Regions from separate parts of the Mus musculus genome. Here region 2 is linked to region 1. A link is a loop called in an ENCODE intact Hi-C map of the cell type or tissue named here. Cell type or tissue: left cerebral cortex. All regions are shown on one strand. Each heading gives the region's core, and the rest is flanking DNA. Links, peaks and the distances in the headings are about the cores only.

Evidence for each region. A loop is a pair of places that touch in the nucleus more often than their neighbours do. Peaks named below come from ENCODE experiments on the same cell type or tissue, not always from the same donor. Only the 100,000 strongest peaks of a DNase experiment are listed, where the experiment ranks them.
Region 2: a loop joins it to region 1, with 2.1 times the contacts of the local background. A loop is called at or near these places in 3 of 42 quality-filtered maps.

What each region holds. Positions count from the first base shown.
Region 1 is chr1:52,230,992-52,233,902 of GRCm38, forward strand. It overlaps Gls (glutaminase), which reads right to left and starts at 2,241. Exons shown (of 18, transcript NM_001081081.2): 1 at 1,601-2,241. The coding sequence starts at 2,001. In left cerebral cortex, for the core only: no CTCF peak of the experiment used is centred there; DNase peaks (open chromatin) are centred at 1,248, 1,463, 2,335 and 2,671; H3K4me3 peaks cover 2,500 bases; H3K27ac peaks cover 2,068 bases.
Region 2 is chr1:52,278,846-52,281,756 of GRCm38, forward strand. No RefSeq gene overlaps it. Among named protein-coding and RNA genes, the nearest start is that of Gm31867, 22 kb to the left of the region's middle. In left cerebral cortex, for the core only: a CTCF peak has its summit at 1,522; a DNase peak (open chromatin) is centred at 1,544; H3K27ac peaks cover 1,327 bases.

The sequences.
Region 1 (2,911 bases), core at 198-2,697:
CCAGGGTACTTTAATAGAAAGTACCCTCCCATCCTGCAACCTGGATATTAACTGTTAAGAGTAAACATGTGTTTGTGCATGTGTGTAAACCAAATGATGGTAAGGTGAAGGTAAGGTATTTGACTAAACAAACAATACATCTTCTACTTTCTAAAACATTAGAGGTGCAAATGTAACCAAAGTGTAGGTTTTGAAAACAAAACAAAGCCTGGAGGAGGTTGCACATGCCTTTATTAATCCCAGCACTTGGGAGGCAGAGGCAGGCATATCCCTGAGTTCGAGGCCAGCTTGGTCTACAGAGTGAGTTTCAGGGCAGCCAGGGCTTCACAGAGAAACCCTGTCTTGAAAAGCAAAACAAAACAAAAACACTAAATGGGATTTGAGTCATCTAATCCAACACATGTAATAATGTGCCCATGATCATCAAGGTAGTTTGTGGTACAAAGCTACTATCACAGAATACCATCATTAAGTGCCTTTTTCCTTATTAAGGGTTTTTGTTGTTGTTTCATTTTGTTTTAAATAACATTTTCACTCTGGGAAAATAACCAGGAATGTTTTAGGAAGGTACCCACATCAATTACAGGAAACATTAAGCAGGCCTGAGATTGAAGTCATAAAATTCACACTTTCAGTTTGACTTAAGCTACTGTGCAGAGCTGGAAGAGAAGTAAAATGCAAAACAGGATACACCATATCAGTATAAAGTCAGAAAAATAGGATACAGAAAAAGCCTAAAAGTCAGTGTTTACCTAGTTGGGGAAACTATATTACACAAAAGCATTCAGCAAAGAAAACTCAATTTTGCTCTTAGGCTAAATTCCCACCCTATATACACAATGAGTCAACATCCTATCACAATCAAGTCCCTAAAACTACTTAGATTTTGTGTATTTTATGTCACCTTATTTTTGTGCTTTTAAAACAATTTTATCCTTTAAAAATCTGTCCACCGCACAGAAGACATCAGACAAGCCATCACTGGTCCCGATAGGAACAGGTGGTCCATGCTGCGTTCCTCGTCCTCTAGGCCACATGTCCCTATTCCGCCTAATCTCATTTCTGAAGCATTATTTCCGGTGGCCCAGATGGCTCTACGCACGCCAAAACGATCCACCTCAGGAGGATTAAGAACCCAAGGCCACATCTGGCATCCAGTGGGATGGTGGTGGAGGCTTACAGAATGGGGGAACTGCGGCCTGGCAAAAAGGTGAATCGGGAAGGTAGAAGCTCCGCTCTACGCCCGACTCCTCAATGTCACTCGGGAGAGATGGAGGTTCGCGTGGCATCACCCTCGCAGAGCCGGGGCGCTGAGCACGCGGCGCGGCCGGACAGCAGCCTCTGCCCGGCAGGGGCTTCAGCAGGCAAGACCCTCCCGGCGCTCACCCGTCACCCCGGGGCGACTCGCGCCGGCCACGGAGGGGAAGTGGGAGCAGGCGAGGGGCGCGGGCGGGGCCGGGCCTAATCACATGGCACAGCCGTCGCAGGCCGCCTGGCATCGCTTTCTTTCTCTTCCGCGAACCTCCGTTGCTAAGCCGCACCGCCACCGCCCACCGCCCAGGGCCCGACCCCTCCCCTCAGCCTCACCCACGCAACTCACTTGTCGCCCGCGGCCACCATCTCCTTGCCCTCGCTGTTGCCGAACGCGTCGGTCTCCCCCGGGCTGTCCTTGGGGCCCGGGGCTGCGGGTGGCGACGCCCCTGGCTGCTGCTGCTGCTGCTGCTGCTGCTGTGGCGGCGTACCCCCCTTCCCCAGCTCCTGTAGGATCTCCGAGGGCGAACTGGACAGGCCGCCCGCGCCGGGGCCCTTCGCGCGGCCGCCCCCGCCCCACCACGGGTGGAGTCGCGCAGCGGCCACCAGGCCAGCGGTCGGCCGGCTCCCGCCCCGGGGGCGCCGGCACAGCGTGCCGAGGGGCTGCGCGCGCCGCAGGACGGCTCCGACGGCGGCGGGCGGCCTTAAGAGCAGCTCCCGTAGCATCGCCGAGCCTCGCAGCCGCATCATACCGCCGGCGCCCGCTCGTCAGATGAGGATGCTTGGGGCGTGGGCGGCCGCTCTGCTCCCGGAACCGTGTCCCGCACGGCGGGGAGAGGACTGGAAAGAGAAAAAGTCCGGGACGGGGTGTGGCCCCAGCTCCGCCGCTCCCGCCGCCAACGCCGCCGCCCTCGCCGCCGCCGCCGCCCAGCCTGCAGCCAGCCGAAGTTGCTCTGGCCGCCGCGAGCTCCGCACTGAGACTGACGCTCAAGGGAGGGCTGGAGACATACCAGGCTCACCAACCGGGGGCGGGAGGACGCTGACGGCCTGCCCCCTGCAAGCTCTTCCATTGGCTCAGCCTGCCGACCTCTCTTCTGATTGGCTAGAGAATCGGTCAAATTTGTCTCCGCGCCCGTACGCAGTCCCGCTGGGTCCTGGAGGGCGGGGAGAAGGACGACTGACGTGTGTCAGCCCCGCCGACCGCTCTTCCCCCTTGCCTCGGGCCACCTGAGGCCAAGCTGGGCGAGGACCCGTAGCTCCGGAGTCTGGCCATTCACCAGGCAGGTGCGCTCCAGGGAAGCACGTCCTCCAGCTATTGAGGAAGCTGGAGTGCGCCTGTTCAGGCCGCCCAAGGCTGGAGGGAGGCTGGCGGTGGCAGATCGTCTGGTCCAAACCTACTGCTCGCCCCCTCGGTTAGGGGAATGTGTCCGCCCCTCTGAAGGCATCGGTTCTGCCAAGGCCGCCCTGACTAGCTTCATCCCTCTCCCAAATGTGCTTAAAACTTTCCATGGTTGGCTACTGCCCAGAAGCGAAATGTTTTGGAAAAAATGAGCAAAATCCTTTCAGCTATGCAACTTAAGACATTTAGAACGTTTGAGCGTAGGAACAACGAAGAATAGAGAAAAAGCCAGAGTAAGGGTGGATCTCTTCTATCTTCTAC
Region 2 (2,911 bases), core at 117-2,616, 48 kb after region 1:
CAACAAAGCTATTTAAAAGACAATAAAACTATTTTCATATACAGCAAGCTGTATTCAGAATGTGAGCCATAGTACACTGACCATGTCAGCATGGTTCATCCCCAACAGAGATCATAACCAGTTCTCTCTGTCTGTCTCTCTGTCTGTCTCTGTCTCTCTGTCTGTCTGTCTTTCTGTATGTCTCTGTCTCTCTCTCCTCTCTGTATGTGTGGTTACAATGTCATGATAATAGGCAAGATCAAGAAGTGAACTGAAGGCACCCTATCTTACAATGAAAAAAAACCACAAATGCTTAAAACCTAAGGTGTGTTCTATCAGGGATTGGATGAAATATGCAATCTGGAGGCAGTTGTTTTTAAGTAAGGAAAATATAGTGAGCAGGCACTGCCAATCAAATCCCTGGCCAAATCTTGGCAAGTTTTCTTTGCCAGTGTTGCCATCCCACGGACAGTGAGAAGCACTGTGGTGGTCCTTGCCTCCATTTCTCTTCCATCTCTCTGTGCTTACTTTCACTTTTGTCCCCACCGCCCCTTTTTTCTTTCTCATATCCTAGAAGAATGAGGTCTCAGGAGCATGGGAAGCAAGCAGCATCACACTCTCAAACAGGTTCAGAAGAGCAGCTGTTAATAATTCATGGCAGCCTTCCTTGGTTCCCTCTCCAAATACCGTGAACACAATGGACTCCTGTGTCACTAGAATACGAAACAATGACCTGTCTTATATCCACCCTGGGTTGGGCAGGGTGTGCCCTGGTCAGGAAGAGTCAAGAAAGAGCATAGAAGATACAGCAGCCACCATCACTCATGTCTCAAAAAACTTACTGGGCAGTCTTCCAAATTCTCATTATATATTTGTCCTGGTCTTTAAAAAAAATCAACATGATTAGCTACTTTGACAAATGCACTCCTCAAAATACAAACAGTGGTATTTTAAAATCATAAAAGTAAAAACAAAATTTTAAGTACTGTGTGCTTTGCTTATTTCACTGATATATGTATATATACCTGGAATCCATTTGTTAAAAAATCTCAATCTTTGAAAGGATTAACATACACTTTAAATGGAAATCTTCATATGACTAAGCTTTTCAAGTAGTTTCTTCTACTTAATATTTAACATTTACTTCACCTTTTGATTAAACCATTGGAACGGCTGGAAGAATTCCCATGTGGGAAAATACCACACTAGGAGTCAAAACAATTGTCAGCCACTAACAATCCAGCTCAAAGTGGTCAAACAAATTTTCTAGAGACAAAACATGGTGCCATGGTCACTAGGGAGGACTAGGAGGGACTGAGGCCCAGGAAATAGCATGTCAGGATGCCCTGACGGGAAGCTGTAGATAGGGAGAGAGCCTCGTAAACAAATGAGATTAAGGAAATCTGGAAATTAGAGAAAAGAGAAGAGGATGCCCGGGTCTGTACAAAGACGAGAAACTATAACAGGTTGGTGGCAAATCCTGTCTGCTTTTCTAGTTTTCCTGAGGATGAGCTCAGCTAAGAGAGCTAAACATTGCCTCTGCTGGCACAGGAGCAGCAGGATTCTGCTTCTGCCAGGAGGCGGAGGAGGTGTCCCGTGGGTTGCTGAATACCCCTTAGAACAAACCTCCAGGCTATTCTTTGTTTGACTGCTTTTCACAACCTTCTATGAGCAGCACTACACTCTTGTCCCCTCTTCTTGCCCAGACTGAGAACTTTTAGCATCATGTGAGAGTGACTCTAATTCCTCTCAGAATGCCACTGATATATACAAGAGGTTTTATGAATTCAGATTCAATCCATGAATTCATATTACAGCTAGCCCTCTTTGTCCTCAAATGTGCGTGCATACCATTATGTTTTTCTGTTCTTCTCAAATGATGCCCTTCATCCATCCTGATGTCTCTCCTTCCTCATTAATATTTAATTCTCGAATTATGTCAGAGCCCAGAACTCATTGCAATAACATCCCCTTTACTGTTAGTAAACATGTCTAATTAGTCATCCATATAAAATTCATCCCCTTAGGCAGAAGGACGGTATAATGCTTAGGCATACTTTTTCATATATAGAAGCACAGGTTTTGATTGCTACTCCATCTTCATCCTTCATGGTGTCCCACGACTATAAGTACTCAATAGAAATGTGTAATCCCAATGATTTATTCATTAATTCATTTACTCACGAAATGTCTGTTAAACAGCTATTGTCGGAAATAGTCTTTCAATTGGTAATAGTACAAAGATATGATCCTGTAGAGAATTTTAATCCAGGAATGTGGCTGTTTTGGCAAGGGATAATAGCCAAAGGTCTTCTAGGTCTGTGTGATCCCAGCTGGTAATACAGACACATCTTTAATCTCAGGAGACAGAGGGAAGCCAATCTCTGAGTTACTGGTTAGTTCATATTGTTGTTCCTCCTATAGAGTTGCAGACCCTTCAGCTCCTTGGGTGCTTTCTCTAGCTCCTCCATTGGGGGCCCTGTGTTCCATCCAATAGATGACTGTGAGCATCCACTTCTGTGTTTGCCAGGTACTGGCACTCCCAGTAACTGGAACCCTCTATCCTGAGTTTCCTGATTTAAAAGTTAGTCTAGTCTCTGTCTGCTTATCTTATCTTTCAGACTCTTGGAATACTCTCTGAGGATAGCCTGCCCATGCCACATACGTCCTATAAGAGTTATTCACCAATTTCACTTTTCACCTTTGAAAGGGAGTTGTCCGAGATCAGGTATATGATATGGTATATAGGTTTACAGATCTGATATGTTGACACTGCAGCTGTTCCCTCTAGACAGAAACTGGATCCTGAAGGTTCACAGCACTTTGAACAGAATGCCAGAGAAAGAGTTCATAGGAAGTAAGGAGAGGAAAGATACTAAAGACAGTTCCACAAAAACAGCTTTCTAGCTTTGGGCTCACAGGGCACAAGGTC